Regions from separate parts of the Homo sapiens genome. Here region 2 is linked to region 1. Evidence: read pairs that join two places in POLR2A ChIA-PET (ENCODE). Cell type or tissue: A673. All regions are shown on one strand.

The links. ChIA-PET counts read pairs that join two places held together with the same protein. Peaks named below come from ENCODE experiments on the same cell type or tissue, not always from the same donor. Only the 100,000 strongest peaks of a DNase experiment are listed, where the experiment ranks them.
Region 2: POLR2A ChIA-PET joins it to region 1 with 14 read pairs; 2 of 35 experiments call an interaction of 5 or more read pairs at or near these places.

Annotation. Positions count from the first base shown.
Region 1 is chr17:60,885,045-60,893,044 of GRCh38, forward strand. It overlaps BCAS3 (BCAS3 microtubule associated cell migration factor), which reads left to right. Exons shown (of 24, transcript NM_017679.5): 10 at 4,651-4,727. Among named protein-coding and RNA genes, the nearest start is that of BCAS3, 210 kb to the left of the region's middle. In A673, no CTCF peak of the experiment used is centred here; no DNase peak of the experiment used is centred here; H3K4me3 peaks cover 753 bases; H3K27ac peaks cover 1,029 bases.
Region 2 is chr17:60,693,783-60,701,782 of GRCh38, forward strand. The region is part of intron 4 of BCAS3 (BCAS3 microtubule associated cell migration factor); the gene reads left to right. It also overlaps the pseudogene RN7SL606P. Among named protein-coding and RNA genes, the nearest start is that of BCAS3, 20 kb to the left of the region's middle. In A673, no CTCF peak of the experiment used is centred here; no DNase peak of the experiment used is centred here.

The DNA.
Region 1 (8,000 bases):
GTTAAAGTCTCCCATTATTAATGCGTGGGAGTCTAAGTCTCTTTGTAGGTCACTCAGGACTTGCTTTATGAATCTGGGTGCTCCTGTATTGGGTGCATATATATTTAGGATAGTTAGCTCTTCTTGTTGAATTGATCCCTTTACCATTATGTAATGGCCTTCTTTGTCTCTTTTGATCTTTGTTGGTTTAAAGTCTGTTTTATCAGAGACTAGGATTGCAATCCCTGCCTTTTTTTGTTTTCCATTTGCTTGGTAGATCTTCCTCCATCCTTTTATTTTGAGCCTATGTGTGTCTCTGCACGTGAGATGGGTTTCCTGAATACAGCACACTGATGGGTCTTGACTCTTTATCCAATTTGCCAGTCTGTGTCTTTTAATTGGAGAATTTAGTCCATTTACATTTAAAGTTAATATTGTTATGTGTGAATTTGATCCTGTCATTATGACGTTAGCTGGTGATTTTGCTCGTTAGTTGATGCAGTTTCTTCCTAGTCTCGATGGTCTTTACATTTTGGCATGATTTTGCAGCAGCTGGTACTGGTTGTTCCTTTCCATGTTTAGCGCTTCCTTCAGGAGCTCTTTTAGGGCAGGCCTGGTGGTGACAAAATCTCTCAGCATTTGCTTGTCTGTAAAGTATTTTATTTCTCCTTCACTTATGAAGCTTAGTTTGGCTGGATATGAAATTCTGGGTTGAAAATTCTTTTCTTTAAGAATGTTGAATATTGGCCCCCTCTCTCTTCTGGCTTGTAGGGTTTCTGCCGAGAGATCTGCTGTTAGTCTGATGGGCTTCCCTTTGAGGGTAACCCGACCTTTCTCTCTGGCTGCCCTTAACATTTTTTCCTTCATTTCAATTTTGGTGAATCTGACAATTATGTGTCTTGGAGTTGCTCTTCTCGAGGAGTATCTTTGTGGCATTCTCTGTATTTCCTGAATCTGAACGTTGGCCTGCCTTGCTAGATTGGGGAAGTTCTCCTGGATAATATCCTGCAGAGTGTTTTCCAACTTGGTTCCATTCTCCCCATCACTTTCAGGTACACCAATCAGACGTAGATTTGGTCTTTTCACATAGTCCCATATTTCTTGGAGGCTTTGCTCATTTCTTTTTATTCGTTTTTCTCTAAACTTCCCTTCTCGCTTCATTTCATTCATTTCATCTTCCATTGCTGATACCCTTTCTTCCAGTTGATCGCATCAGCTCCTGAGGCTTCTGCATTCTTCACGTAGTTCTCGAGCCTTGGTTTTCAGCTCCATCAGCTCCTTTAAGCACTTCTCTGTATTGGTTATTCTAGTTATACATTCTTCTAAATTTTTTTCAAAGTTTTCAACTTCTTTGCCTTTGGTTTGAATGTCCTCCCGTAGCTCAGAGTAATTCGATCGTCTGAAGCCTTCTTCTCTCAGCTTGTCAAAGTCATTCTCCATCCACCTTTGTTCCGTTGCTGGTGAGGAACTGCGTTCCTTTGGAGGAGGAGAGACCCTCTGCGTTTTAGAGTTTCCAGTTTTTCTGTTCTGTTTTTTCCCCATCTTTGTGGTTTTATCTACTTTTGGTCTTTGATGATGGTGATGTACAGATGGGTTTTCGGTGTGGATGTCCTTTCTGTTTGTTAGTTTTCCTTCTAACAGACAGGACCCTCAGCTGCAGGTCTGTTGGAATAACCTGCCGTGTGAGGTGTCAGTGTGCTCCTGCTGGGGGGTGCCTCCCAGTTAGGCTGCTCGGGGGTCAGGAGTCAGGGACCCACTTGAGGAGGCAGTCTGCCGGTTCTCAGATCTCCAGCTGCGTGCTGGGAGAACCACTGCTCTCTTCAAAGCTGTCAGACAGGGACATTTAAGTCTGCAGAGGTTACTGCTGTCTTTTTGTTTGTCTGTGCCCTGCCCCCAGAGGTGGAGCCTACAGTGGCAGGCAGGCCTCCTTGAGCTGTGGTGGGCTCCACCCAGTTGGAGCTTCCCGGCTGCTTTGTTTACCTAAGCAAGCCTGGGCAATGGCGGGCGCCCCTCCCCCAGCCTCGCTGCCGCCTTGCAGTTTGATCTCAGACTGCTGTGCTGGCAATCAGCGAGACTCCGTGGGCGTAGGACCCTCCGAGCCAGGTGTGGGATATAGTCTCGTGGTGCGCCGTTTTTTAAGCCGGTCTGAAAAGCGCAATATTCGGGTGGGAGTGACCCGATTTTCCAGGTGCGTCCGTCACCCCTTTCTTTGACTCGGAAAGGGAACTCCCTGACCCCTTGCGCTTCCCAGGTGAGGCAATGCCTCGCCCTGCTTCGGCTCGCGCACGGTGCACGGTGCGTGCACCCACTGACCTGCGCCCACTGTCTGGCACTCCCTAGTGAGATGAACCCGGTACCTCAGATGGAAATGCAGAAATCACCCGTCTTCTGCGTTGCTCACGCTGGGAGCTGTAGACTGGAGCTGTTCGTATTCGGCCATCTTGGCTCCTCAATTGTTTAACTTTTATATTTAAGCCTTTGATCCATTTTTGTATGTGGTATGAGATAGGGGTCCACGTTCATTCCAGTCCAAATGCTTTTGCATTTGGATATCCAGTAGTCCCAGCACCGTTTGTTGAAAAGACTTCTTTCACCATTGACTTGTCTTGGTATTCTTGTTGAAAATCAGTGGACTTATAAATGTAAATAACTGTTTTCTTTAAAAAAAGGGCTCAGACTTTTTATTTGTCCTTGCCAGGAGAAATAAGGCAAAGTATCACAGAGAGCAGTTCAGTTTTTTTGTTTTTTGAAATGAATTCAGGTCACCTCTCCATTAGGACCACTTTCTGGGAGGATGCCATCTAAAATTGCATCATGCTTGTGTACCTTCTTAATTACTTTTTTAGTAATGGACAAATATAGTGTGCTTCTAAAAATTTTTTACCTTCATTTAAATTGGGAAATGAATTCTTTTAACATCCAGTTCTCTTTGTCCAATAAAATTGTAAACATGTTAGAATTAGGCCTAGTATTATAGAGATTCATGTCCCCCCAACCCCTTCACTTGTTTTCAGACTTTACCTGGAGGCAAAGATTAATCTTTAAAAGAGTCATGCTTATAAGGTTGGGATGGTGCTGAGTGGCTTATGTTCTGCTGATTCCAGCTATAAAGCATTCTTTTGGCAAGCAGGAAAACAGTTGTTTTCATTACAATATACTGTAATTCTTGAGGTCCACTGAACTCTAAAAATACGGACTCAAAAAATGAAATGAAGAATTGTAAACTGTGTTTTTCCTTAGGACCCTTTTGTATTTGTGAGGTTAAAGTGGTTATCAGAATTTATTGAGAGTTAGATTATTTAGTTTTAAAGCTAATTCAGGAGATTCTCTGTGTCTAATGTAACACCACTGTTCACAAGTACTTGGTTCTATTTTTCATGACGAATTTTAAAAGGGGAAAAACTTTCTTATAGATCATATTTATCCTCATTTCTCCAGCTCTGAAATTGTCAGCGGAATACATGTATACATACTCATATAAAATTATATTTTTAATGAATAAGATTAATCTATTCAATGGTCTAATCTATTGTGTAAATACTACACAATTTATATTACAGTATGTTGTCTTTTTATAATTTTTAGTGTGTTTTTGTCCTATATATGTTTCCATAATATGCATTTAATAGATAATAGTAATATTACAGTTAACCTGAAGTCAGTTTTCCGGAAACCCTAAGTATTGCAAACATACTCCTTCAAACAGTAGCATGAATGAACAGTTTTTTAAAAAGGGAGCAATAAAATGAGAAAGCTTTTATTTTGTTTATGTGGACTTTCTTTTAGGGTCTGTCTCTTCTCTATAAGTTTATTATTTTCTTTTCAAGACGAAAATTCAAAATAGATGGCAGTTTAGGGAGCTAGGCTAAAAATGGCTGTGTACTGGAAGTGACAGTAAGGTGTGCTTCTTTAGTGCTTTTGAGCATAGCAATAGGAACATAGTCAGAATGACTAGGGAGTGGCAGCAGGGAAGAGTCAGCGGCGAAGAAAACCGATTCTTCAATTTACACATCCCTGTAATCAAGTTGGAGGAAGATAGAAAATAAACAGTAAATATATGTCATAGAACAATTAACTGTTGTTATTGGCTAGAACTGCAAGCAAGAAGAATGATATTGAGTGAAATGTAAATACAAAGGATTATGCAGTTCCCTAACATCTTTCTGTGGAGGCAGACTTTCAGAGTTACTTGTCTTCATTGGCCTCAGTGAGGTCAAATACTTGTTCTTTTTCTCTCCTCATTGTAGTATCATGTCTGATAGTCTCATTTATCTTTTGCCTTTAAATTCCTGAACCCATCATATCATTTCTCTCTCCTCTCCCAAAATTCTTCCTTGATTTATGAATGTTAGACTTAAAATGGCCCTGTTAACTTCATTCTCATGTTTAGGAATAACTGTATAAAATGCCCAGTGTTTGCTGAAAGTGATGACCAGTTCTTTCCAGATTTGTTTCTTATTGGGACAGAGTTAAGCCAAAAGGAAACTAAATAGAGGGGGAAAAATGCACCTTACTTAGCTAACAAAATAATGACTAGTGTTACAGGAATTTTATGTGAGACTTGAAAAAATATAAGCATTTGATTTTTCTGTTTTTCTGGCATCGATATATGATGCACCAACAGAAAAGTTATTAAGAAATTTCTCAATAGTGCCATTTGAAATTTTTCAGGCTGCTATCCATGTCCAGGGCCAAACATGAATCCTATTGCTCTTGGGAGCCGCTGGCTTGCTTATGCAGAAAACAAGGTAAGACGTGGCCTGTGTTTGGATTATTTGTAATGGAGCAAGTGTTGAAGGATTTTCCATAAAAAATACCTGTGCTCCATAGTTGATTACCAATAATAAATGTTTTACTTACTAGTTCATTTGCTTTGGTTTGGTTTTAATTGTGCAACTAATAATTGAACTCGTTTAAGAATTTATAAATGTTTGGCAGTTGTCATTAAGTCCAGACTCTGTAGAACCTTAATTGTTTTAGCTTGGTTTTATATAGAGAACTTCATTCTATTAATTTGCAGCATTGAGATGACCACAGTAGTGGTATTAAGGAAAGTAGTTTTTGACTTTTTAGAAATCAGGAGGCAGGAGTAACTTCTGTCTTCATTGGTAGATTAGAAACCTGGGCATAGAATAATTTAATTGACAAGGCTAGGCGTGATGGCTCACGCCTGTAATCCCAGCACTTTGGGAGGCTGAGGCAGGTGGATCATTTGAGGTCAGGAGTTCGAGACCAGCCTGGCCAACATGGTGAAACCCCGTCTCTACTAAAAATACAAAAATTAGCCGGGCGTGGTGGCATGCGCCTGTAATCCCAGCTACTCAGGAGGCTGAGGCAGGAGAATTGCTTGAGCCTGGGAAGTGGAGGTTGTGGTGAGCTGAGATCGCACCACTGCACTCCGTCTGGGCAACAGAGTGAGACCCTGTCTCAAAAAAGGAAAAAAAAAAAGAATAATTTAATTTACATTAACTATATGCTAACAACTATATCTAAATAAGGGTTCAGCCATTTGTTTTAATAGTTAAATCACACATGTTCACATTTTGTTGACTTCTTCGGTTATTTATCAATTTATTTATTAAGGTCATCATAATAAGTGAAGATACTATATGCACTAGGAATTTTACTTATGTCTGATTTAAGGAAAAAGGTAAATTTGAATCTTCAAAAAGAAAGATAAAATTCTTTTAATTCCATTTAGTACCCTGCATGTGAATATAGAATGAAATCTTCTAAAAGAATATTACTATTTTTGGTTTCGTTTTTGCTAGTTGCATAGTTATTGTATCTTGAGATTAATATGAATTAATATGAAATAGTTCTTGACAAAATTAGGATGTGGTAAGTAAAGTAGTTATTTGGTAAAGCCAAATCTACTAAATTTCTAGCCTCTGGAATGTACAAAAATCAAGAAACTACTGAAGAAAATTATTTTTCTGCATAAATTCTTTGAGATCTTATCCATAAATCTGTCTAACTACTAGATATGTTACATCTTCCTGAATTCTGTATTTATATTCCATTTTGTTTTTTCTCTTGATTTTCCAGTATATCTTGTAAAAATAGCTCTTTCAAATTATTCTTTTCAAACAAAACAAGGCATACAAGTAAGTGTAGTGACACAATGGTATCTTCTAATGTTTCTATCTGTAAAGCATTTCCCTTGAGTGCTGGAAACATTCAAGACAAAGATGTATAAATTGTCCCTTGGTTCTTGTGGATGTATTCTCACATATGGGGAACTGCCCATTTGGAAGTGGAGGTAATATGTAAGTAGTTACATATTGCCTTTGAGGGGAAAGAACTCCCTTCATAGATGCATAGCCTGAATATGCACCAGTTGTTTTCCCTCTTCAGGAATACATGTTAATATCTGGTGTCATGTACAGAGACCAGACAACGTAGTGGCCTTCACAAGGAGTTTGTGAGTCAAATGTCGTGCTTTCATCTCAAAATATTTCTAGATAAATGTCCTTACATAGTATTTTCATAAGAGCTAGCATTTATTAGTTTCTAATTGTTTTAGCTTTGGGGCTGAGTATAGAATTGTAAAATTGAATTAAATTTTGGGGTACCAGTCTCTTTCAGTGAAAATGCTCTTTGACTATAAAATCTTAAGAAGCCGTATATCTTTGTTTAGTTTTGAGATTCACAGGGTACACGTGCATGTTTGTTACACAGGTATATTGTGTAAGGGTGGGGATTCAGCTTCTAGTGTATCCATCATCCAGATATTGAACATTGTACCCCATAAGTGATTTTTCAACCCTCAGCTGCCTCTTCCCTCCCCCTTTTGGAGTCCCCACTGCCTATTTCCATTTTCATCATCATGTGTACCCATTGTTTAGCTCCCATTTATAAGTGAGAACATGCTATTTTTGATTTTCTGTTTCTGAGTTAGTTCACTTAAGGTAATGGCCTCCAGCTCCAAGCATGTTGCTGCAAAGGACATGATTTCATTCTTTCTGTGGTTGCAAAGTATTCCATGGTGTGTATAACCATATTTTCTTTATTCAAATAATCAGCTGCTGATAGACACCTAGTTTGGTTCCATGACTTTGCTATTGTGACTAGTACTGCGATGAAAATACAAGTGCCTGTCCTTTTTAAATTAATGATTTCTTTTCCTTTGGATATATACCCAGTGGTGGGATTGCTGGGTCGAATGGTAGTTCTATTTTTAGTTCTTTGAGAAATCTCCATACTCTTTTCCATTTACATTCCCACCAACAGTGTATAAGCATCCCCTTTTCTCCATATTCCTGTCAACATCTGTTGTTTTTGACTTATTTTTTTTTTTTTTTTTGAGACAGAGTTTTGCTTTTGTTGCCCAGGCTAGAGTGCAATGGCATGATCTCGGCTCACCGCAACCTCTGCCTCCTGGATTCAAGTGATTCTGTCTCAGCCTCCCAAGTAGCTGGGAGTACAGACATGCGCCACCATGCCTGGCTAATTTTGTATTTTTAGTAGAGATGGGGTTTCTCCATGTTGATCAGGCTGGTCTTGAACTCCCAATTTCAGGTCATCTGCCCGCCTCGGCCTCCCAGAGTGCTGGGATTATAGGCATGAGCCCCAGCGTCCGGCCGTTTTTGGCTTTTTAAGAATAGCCGTTTTCGGCCCGGCATGGTGGCTCATGCCTATAATCCCAGCACTTTGAGAGGCCGAGGTGGGTGGATCACGTGAGGCCAGGAGTTCGAGACCAGCCTGGCCAACATAGTGAAACCCTGTCTCTACTAAAAATACAAAAAATTAGCTGGGTGTGGTGGTGGGCGCCTGTAGTCCCAGCTACTCGGGAGGCTGAGGCAGGAGAATCACTTGAACCCGGGAGGTGGAGGTTGCGGTGAGCCGAGATCATGCCATCGCACTCTAGCCTGGCCAACAAGAATGAAACTCTGTCTCAAAAATAAAAATAAAAATAAAAAGTCGTTTTCACTGGCATAAGATGGTATCTTGGTGTGGTTTTAAGTTGCATTTCTCTGAATATTAGTGATGTTGAACATTTTTTTTTCATTTGTTTGTTG
Region 2 (8,000 bases), 190 kb before region 1:
TTCAGTTGCAAGTAATTGTTTTAAGTAAAAAAGGGAATTATTTTTTTTTAATTTTGGAAAAATATAGCATAAAATTTACCATTTTAACCATTAAAAATTTTAATTTTTTTTTTTTTTTTTTGAGATGGAGTCTTGCTCTGTCTCCCAGGCTGGAGTGCAGTGGCGTGATCTTGGCTCACTGCAAGCTCCACCTCCTGGGTTCATGTCATTCTCCTGCCTCAGCCTCTCGAGTAGCTGGGACTACAGGCACCTGCCACCATGCCCGGCTAATTTTTTGTATTTTTTAGTAGAGACGGGGTTTCACCATGTTAGCCAGGATGGTCTCGATCTCCTGACCTCATGATCTGCCCGCTTCGGCCTTCCAAAGTGCTGGGATTACAGGCGTGAGCCACCGCGCCCGGCCAAACATTTTAATTTTTAAAAAAATTATTGATTATTGGCTGGGCGTGGTGGCTCATGCTTGTAATCCCAACACTTTGGGAGGCTGAGGTGAGCAGATCACAAGGTCAAGAGATCAGGATCATCCTGACCAACATGGTGAAACCCCATCTTTACTAAAAAAACAAAAATTAGCTGGGCGTGGTGGCATGCGCCTGTAGTCACAGCTACTTGGGAGGCTGAGGCAGGAGAATTGCTTGAACACAGGAGGTGGAGGATGCAACAAGCCGAGACTGTGCCACTGCACTCCAGCCTGGTGACAGAGTGAGATTCCATCTCAAAAAAAAAAAATTTATTGATCATTAAAAATTGAGACAAGGTCTCACTGTGTTGCCTAGGTGTCGAACTTCTGGGCTCAAGCCATCCTTCTGTCTCAGCCTCCGAAAGTGTTGGGATTTTAGGCGTGAGCCACCATGCATGGTCTTAATTTTTTTTTTTTTTTTGGTAGAGATGAGGTGTTGCTGTGTTGCCCAGGCTGATCTTAAACTCAAGTGATCCTCCCACCTCGGTGTCCCAAAGTGCTGGGATTGCATGTGTGGGCAACAATGGCCATCATCATTTTAAAGTATATTGTCAGTATTGTTAAATAATTTACATTGTCGTACAACCAGTCTTCAGAATTCTTCATTGTGCAAAACTGAAACTCTGTACCCATTGCACAACAACTCCACAGTCTCTACCTCCTCCCAGCCCCTGGCAACCACCACTCTACTTTCTGTTTCTATGATTTTTAACTACTTTAGGGACCTCACATGGGTAGAATGATAGATTATTTGCCTTTTTGTGATTACCTATTTCACTTAACATAATGTTCTCAAGGTTCATTCATGTTGTAGCATGTGTCAGAATTTTCTTCCTTTTTAAGGCTGAATCATGCTTCATTGTATGTATATACCACATTTTTTTTTTTTTTTTTTTGAGATGGAGTCTCGCTCTGTCACCCAGGCTGGAGTGCAGTGGCGTGATCTCAGCTCACTGAAACCTCCATCTCCCAGGTTCAAGCGATTCTCCTGCCTCGGCCTCCTTAGCATCTGGGACTACAGGCGTGCGCCATCACACCTAGCTAATTTTTGTATTTTTGTAGAGACGGGGTTTCATCATGTTGGCCAGGATGGTCTCTTGACCTCGTGATCTGCCCACCTCGGCCTCCCAAAGTGTTGGGATTGCAGGTGTGAGCCACCGCGCCCAGCCCTGTACCACATTTTATTTTATTCATTCATTTATTGAAAGACATTTGTGTTGCTTCTACCTTTTGGCTTTGGGAACAATGCTGTAATGAACATGGGTGTACAAATATCTCTTCTAGTGGAATTGTTGTATCATATGGTAATTCTTTTTTAAATTTTTTGAGGAACCACCATACTGTTTTCCATAGAAGATTTAAAATTTTATTTTTAGAGACAAGTCTTGCTGTGTCATTCAGGGTGGAATGCAGTGAAATGATCACAGCTCACTGCAACTTTGAACTGCTGGGCTCATATGATCCTCCTGCCTTAGCCTCCCAAGTAGCTAGCACTATAGGCACATGCCACCATGCCCAGCTTATTTTTAAATTTTTTGTAGAGATGAGGTCTTGCTATGTTGCCCAGGCTGATCTTGAACTACTGGCCTCAAGGAATCCTCCTGCCTCAGCCTCCTAAAGTGCTGGGATACAGGCATGAGCCACTGTACTTGGGCTCATAGGGGATTTAAAAATAATCTACTCATGGATCTGGGAAAGATTGGGGCTTCATACTTTTAATCTTTGTCCACTTCTTGTCACTACTTCTTTCTGAATGTTTGCATCTCTTCTTTGACTTCTTTAACAAAGAGACAGTTGGTGCAGTGGTTACTCAAAGCTCTTTATTCATACCTTTATGATTATATGATACAATCAAAGAGGAAAAAGTATTCATTAGGAGATCCAGATGGCTCAGTCTGAGTCACTCTCCCATTATTGGAATAGTTGCTGTGGCCAAGGATGTAGTACTAGAATTGCTCAGCTGGTCATGTGCCTATCCCTGTGCTTGATGGAGGATAAGATTAGTTACCAGAATAGAGGGAGTTACAGAGTAGAAAGTGTGTGAGGTACACAAAGGTAATAGCTGCTACAGCTGGGCACAGTTGCATGCACCTGTAGTCCCAGCTGCTCAGGAGGCTGAGGTAGGAGAATCGCTCGAGTCCAGGAGTTCTGAGCTATAATGTGCTATGCCGATTGGGTGTCTGCACTAAGTTCAGCATCAATATGGTGACTTCCCAGGAGTGGGGAACTACCAGGTTGCCTAAGGAGGGGTGAACCAGCCCAGTTCAGAAACAGTTAAAACTCCCATGCTGATGAGTAGTGAAACTGCATCAGTGAACAGCCACTGCAGTCCAGCCTGGGCAACATAGTGAGACCCCATCTCTAAAAGAAAATGCTGCTATCAGCTTCTATTGCTTTAGAAGCTTGGGTCCCTTAGCTACCTGAAGATGCCTCCTAGACATCCTCACATAGATGTCCCACAGATGCCTCAAACTCTGATTTCTTTTCCCATCTAATTGTCTCTCCTTAGCAGCTGTGCACTGACCCTATTTACCTTTCAGGTCATTAAAGCCACAGAACTTTTCATGCCTCAGGATCTTTGCAAAGGGGACCCTCTAGGTGAAATGTTATTTTCTGCCCCTATCATTATTTACCTTTTAGAGTGTACAAAAATGACTTGAAAGGCTGGGCGCGGTGGCTCATGCCTGTAATCCCAGGACTTTGGGAGGCCAAGACGGGTAGATCACTTGAGCCCAGGAGTTCAAGACCAGCCTGGGCAACATGGCAAAACCCCATCTCTACAAAAAAATATTAAAAAATTAGCTGGGTATGGTGGTATGTCCCTGTAGTCCTACCTACTCGAGAGGCTGAGGTGGGAGGATTGCTTCAGCCCAGGAGGTCGAGGCTTCAGCAGGCTGTGTTTGTGTCACTGCGCTTCAGACTGGGTGACAGGGCAAGACCCTACCTCTGAATGAATGAATGAATAAATGAGGGAGGGAAGGAGGGAAGGGAGGAAGGAAAAGAAAGAAGCAGGTTTGGGAAGAAAGATTCAGTTTTGGCTGGGCGTGGTGGCTCATGCCTGTAATCCCAGTGCTTTGGGAGGCCGAGGCAGGTGGATCTCCTGAGGTCAAGAGTTCAAGACCAGCCTGGCCAACATGGTGAAACCCCGTCTCTACTAAAAATACAAAATAAATAAATAAATAACTAAAAAATAAGCTGGGCATGGTGGCAGGTGCCCGTAATCCCAGCTACTTGGGAGGCTGAGGCAAGAGAATTGCTTGAAGCCAGGAGGTGGAGGTTGCAGTGAGCTGAGATTGCACCACTGCACTCCAGCCTGGGTGACAGAGTGAGACTCTGTCTCAAAAAAAAAAAAAAAAAAAAAGATTCGGTTTCACTTTACACCTTGACTTTTGAGGTGTGAATAGAAATCCAGTATCCCTATCCTCCCACCAGTTGCAAACAGTCTTCTAAGGAGGGAGAGTATACTGAGTGCAGTCATGGAAGATTCACAGATAAGTTAAGACTGGACAAGGTTTTGAAGGATGGGTGAATCAAAGGAAGGGAGGACATTGTAGTTGGCTGAAACCATGCAAGAATGCTAGATGTCTCTATAGGAAAGACCGTAAAGTTCAGATTTAGAGGTAGAATAAGAAAAAAGAAGCCAGTAAAGAAAATAGGCCGGGTACGATGGCTCACGCCTGTAATCCCAGCACTTTGGGAGGCTGGGGCAGGCAGATCACGAGGTCAGGAGATTGAGACCATCCTGGCTAACACGGTAAAACCCCGTCTCTACTAAAAATACAAAAAATTAGCCAGGCGTGGTGACGGGCGCCTGTAGTCCCAGCTACTCGGGAGGCTGAGGCAGAAGAATGGTGTGAACCTGGGAGGCAGAGCTTGCAGTGAGCTGAGCCGAGATTGCACCGCTGCACTGGCCTGGGTGACAGAGCGAGACTCCGTCTCACAAAAAAAAAAAAAAAAAAAAAAGAGCAGCAGTGGAGAAAATAAATAGTGATTCTATGATAGAGGATATAAAATGAAAGGAAAGCCAAGGAAAAAGGATTTACTTAAATGTATAATAACTTTGAGGAATAATATAACATTTCTACAAAATTAAGGTTTTTGTTCAAGAACAATAAAGTCTGGCCAGGCCTGGTGGCTTATGCCTGTAATCCAGCACTTTGGGAGGTTGAGGCAAGAGTACTGCTTGAGCCCAGGAGTTCGAGACCAGTCTGGGCAACACAGTGAAACTCTGTCTGTATTTACAAAAAGAAATAATAATAAAAGAAATCTGCTGTATCACCACCATCCAGAGAAAGTGACTAAGTGAAATCTAAAATAAGAAAAAGGAGATTTTGTATATATTATGACCTCAGGGGTTTTATGTGTGGCATTTGAACCTGGGATCAAGATGGTACTTGTGGTAGAAAGATGATTGGATTGAGTATCAAAAAGCCCTAAGATTTCTCATTCAGTTATGAGTAAAGTATACCTAACTTGTTTTTGCCAATGATAAAATGAAGTTGACCTCTCTGCATATAAAAAAGGATTCCAGGGCCAGGCACAGTGGCTCACGCCTGTAATCCCAGCACTTTGGGAGGCTGAGGCAGGTGGATCACCTGAGGTCAGGAGTTCAAGACCAGCCTGGCCAACATGGTGAAACCCCATCTTTACTAAGTAATACAAAAATTAGCTGGGTGTGGTGGTGGGCATCTGTAATCCCAGCTGCTTGGGAGACTGAGGTGGAGAGAATTGCTTGAACCTGGGAGGCAGAGGTTGCAGTGAGCCAAGACTGCATCACTACACTCTAACCTTAGTGACAGAGCGAGACTCCGTCTCAAAGAAAACAAAAACAGAACAAAAAACAAAACAAGAACAACAAAAAAACAGGATTCCGTCTCAAAAATAAATAAAACAGAATTGATATGTCAGATTTGATGATGTACACAAAAGCACATAGAAACTTATAAAACACCATTTGTTTATTTATTTATTTACTTATTTATTTATTTATGAGACAGAGTCTCACTCTGTCCCTTAGGCTGGAGTATAGTGACACAATCTTGACTCACTGCAACATCCGCCTCCTGGGTTCAAGCAGTCCTCTTGCCTCAGCCTCTCCAGTAGCTAGGATTACAAGCATGCACCATCACGCCCAGCTAATTTTTGTATTTTTAGTAATTTTTGTATTTTAGTTTCAGCATTTTGGCCTGGCTGGTCTTGAACTTCTGACCTCAAGTGATCTGCCCACCTCAGCCTCCCAAAGTGTTGGGATTACAGGCGTGAGCCACCACGCCCAGCCAAAAACACCATTTGAATGTCAGGTGTAAAAATAATTATGCCCTAGGTACATAAGTTTATAATTCTGAATTTTGCTGGATATGGAATCATGTACTATTAACATGGCAACAGTGAATTCCTGTCAAAAGAAAATGGGCATTAAAGAATTACTGATGTATTAGCCATTTAATAATTTTGATTTTTATCTTTGAGAATAGGAAGTCATTAATACGGGAGATGGAGGTAAAGAGGTATGTCATTATTGGTGTTTTAAAAAGAGCAGTTGGCTGGGAGGTAGGGATTGCAGTGAGCCGAGATCGAGCCACTGCACTCCAGCCTGGGCGACAGAGCAAGACTCCGTCTCAAAAAAAAAAAAAAAAAAAGAGCAGTTTTGGCTGGGCTTGGTGGTTCACACCTGTAATCTCAGCACTTTGGAAGGCCAAGGTGGAGGACTGTTTGAGGTCAGAAGTTTGAGACCAGCCTGGGCAACAGAGTGAAATCCCATCTCTACAAAAAAATTAAAAAAGTAGCCAGGCATGGTGGCACGTCCCTATGGTCCCAGCTACATGGGAGGCTGAGGCAAGAGGATTCCTCGAGCCCAGGAGGTTGAGGCTGTAGTGAGTCATGTTTGTGTCATTGTACTCCAGTTTGGACAACAGAGTGAGACCCTGTCTCAAAAAAAAAAAAGAAGCAGTTCAACTCTTACGTGAAGTTTGGTGAGCAGTGGTGGAAGCAGGAAGCCATGTATGCTTTTGGAGTAGCTGTTGTAGCTTAGACAGGGTGGTGGTGGTGTAAGAGGAATGAAGAGAACTGTTTAGGAAGACACAGGGACTTGGGATAGATTTACTGGTATAGGTGAGGAAGAAAGTGGTTCCTGGCTTTGCCAATGGGGTAATGATGCTTTTCACCAAAATAAGGGACCCTGGAGGAAAATCAGGCTTGGTGAGGAAGTCATGATCTTTGAGTGGAGTTTGCACTCCTGTGGAGACATCCAAACTCTATATTGAGGAAGTCACTAGCAGATACTAGTTGAAGTAATGGGTGGAATGAGTTAACCTAGGAGAGGATATATGGTAAGAAATGGAAATTTAGAAATTGGTTTTGAGTAACTCCAATATTTAGAGACTAGGTAGAAAAGAATGCTCCAGCAGAGAGAATGGTGAAGGAGTGACTAGAGAAAGTGAAGAAAAGTTAGAGGATTATCCCTGAAAGACCAAGGGAGAGTATTTTAAGGAATAAATGGTGACCATTGGTTCTAGTTGCTGCGCAGTCTAAAAAGATGTGCTTGAAAATTATCTATTGGATTGAACAACTTAGAGATTATTGGTGACCATTAGTGGTGACCAGAAATGGGAGGAGTGTTAGGGACATTCTGAAGTGGGTTTGGGGTAAATGTTAGATGAAAAATAATGACAGTTGTGAATAACCCAATTAAGGAATTTAGCTTCTAGAAGGAGAGGGGAGGCTGGGTGTGGTGGCTGACATCTGTAATCCCAGCACTTTGGGAGGCTGAGGTGGGCAGATCACTTGAGGTCAGGAGTTTGAGACCAGCCTGGCTAACATGGCAAGACCCCGCCTCTACTAAAAATACAAAAATTAGCCAGGCGTGGTGACGCACATCTGTAATTCCAGCTACTCAGGAGGCTGAGGCACTAGAATCGCTTTAACTGGGGAGGCGGAGGTTGCAGTGAGCCGAGATCACACCACTGCACTCCAGCCTGGGTGATGGAGTGAGTCTGTCTCCAAAAAAAAAATAAATAAATAAAAGTCGGAGAGGAGAGCGATGAAATCAAGTCGAGGAAGAGGAATGTTTATTGCTTTATGATTTTGGAAAACATTTATTGTACAAAATATGGCAAATAACACAAAAGTATAGATTAGTGAATGAGTTTTTACAAATCCAATGCTTATGTAACCAACACCAAAAAAATAGAATATAGTTGACCCTTTAATAATGTGGGTTTGAACTGTGCGGGTCCACTTTAGTTATACCCAAACTTTTTGGAATAAATACATTGGAAAATTTTTTGGAGATTTGTGTGACACTTTGACAAAACTTGCAGATGAACCACATAGCCTAGAAACATCAAAAAAATTAAGAAAAAGATATGTCATGAATGCATAAGATGTATAGATACTAACCTATTTTATCATTTACTATAAAATATACACAAATCTAGGCCAGGCACGGTGGCTCACGCCTGTAATCCCAGTACTTTGGGAGGCCGAGGCAGGTGGATCATTTGAGGTCAGGAGTTCAGGACTAGCCTGGCCAATGTGGTGA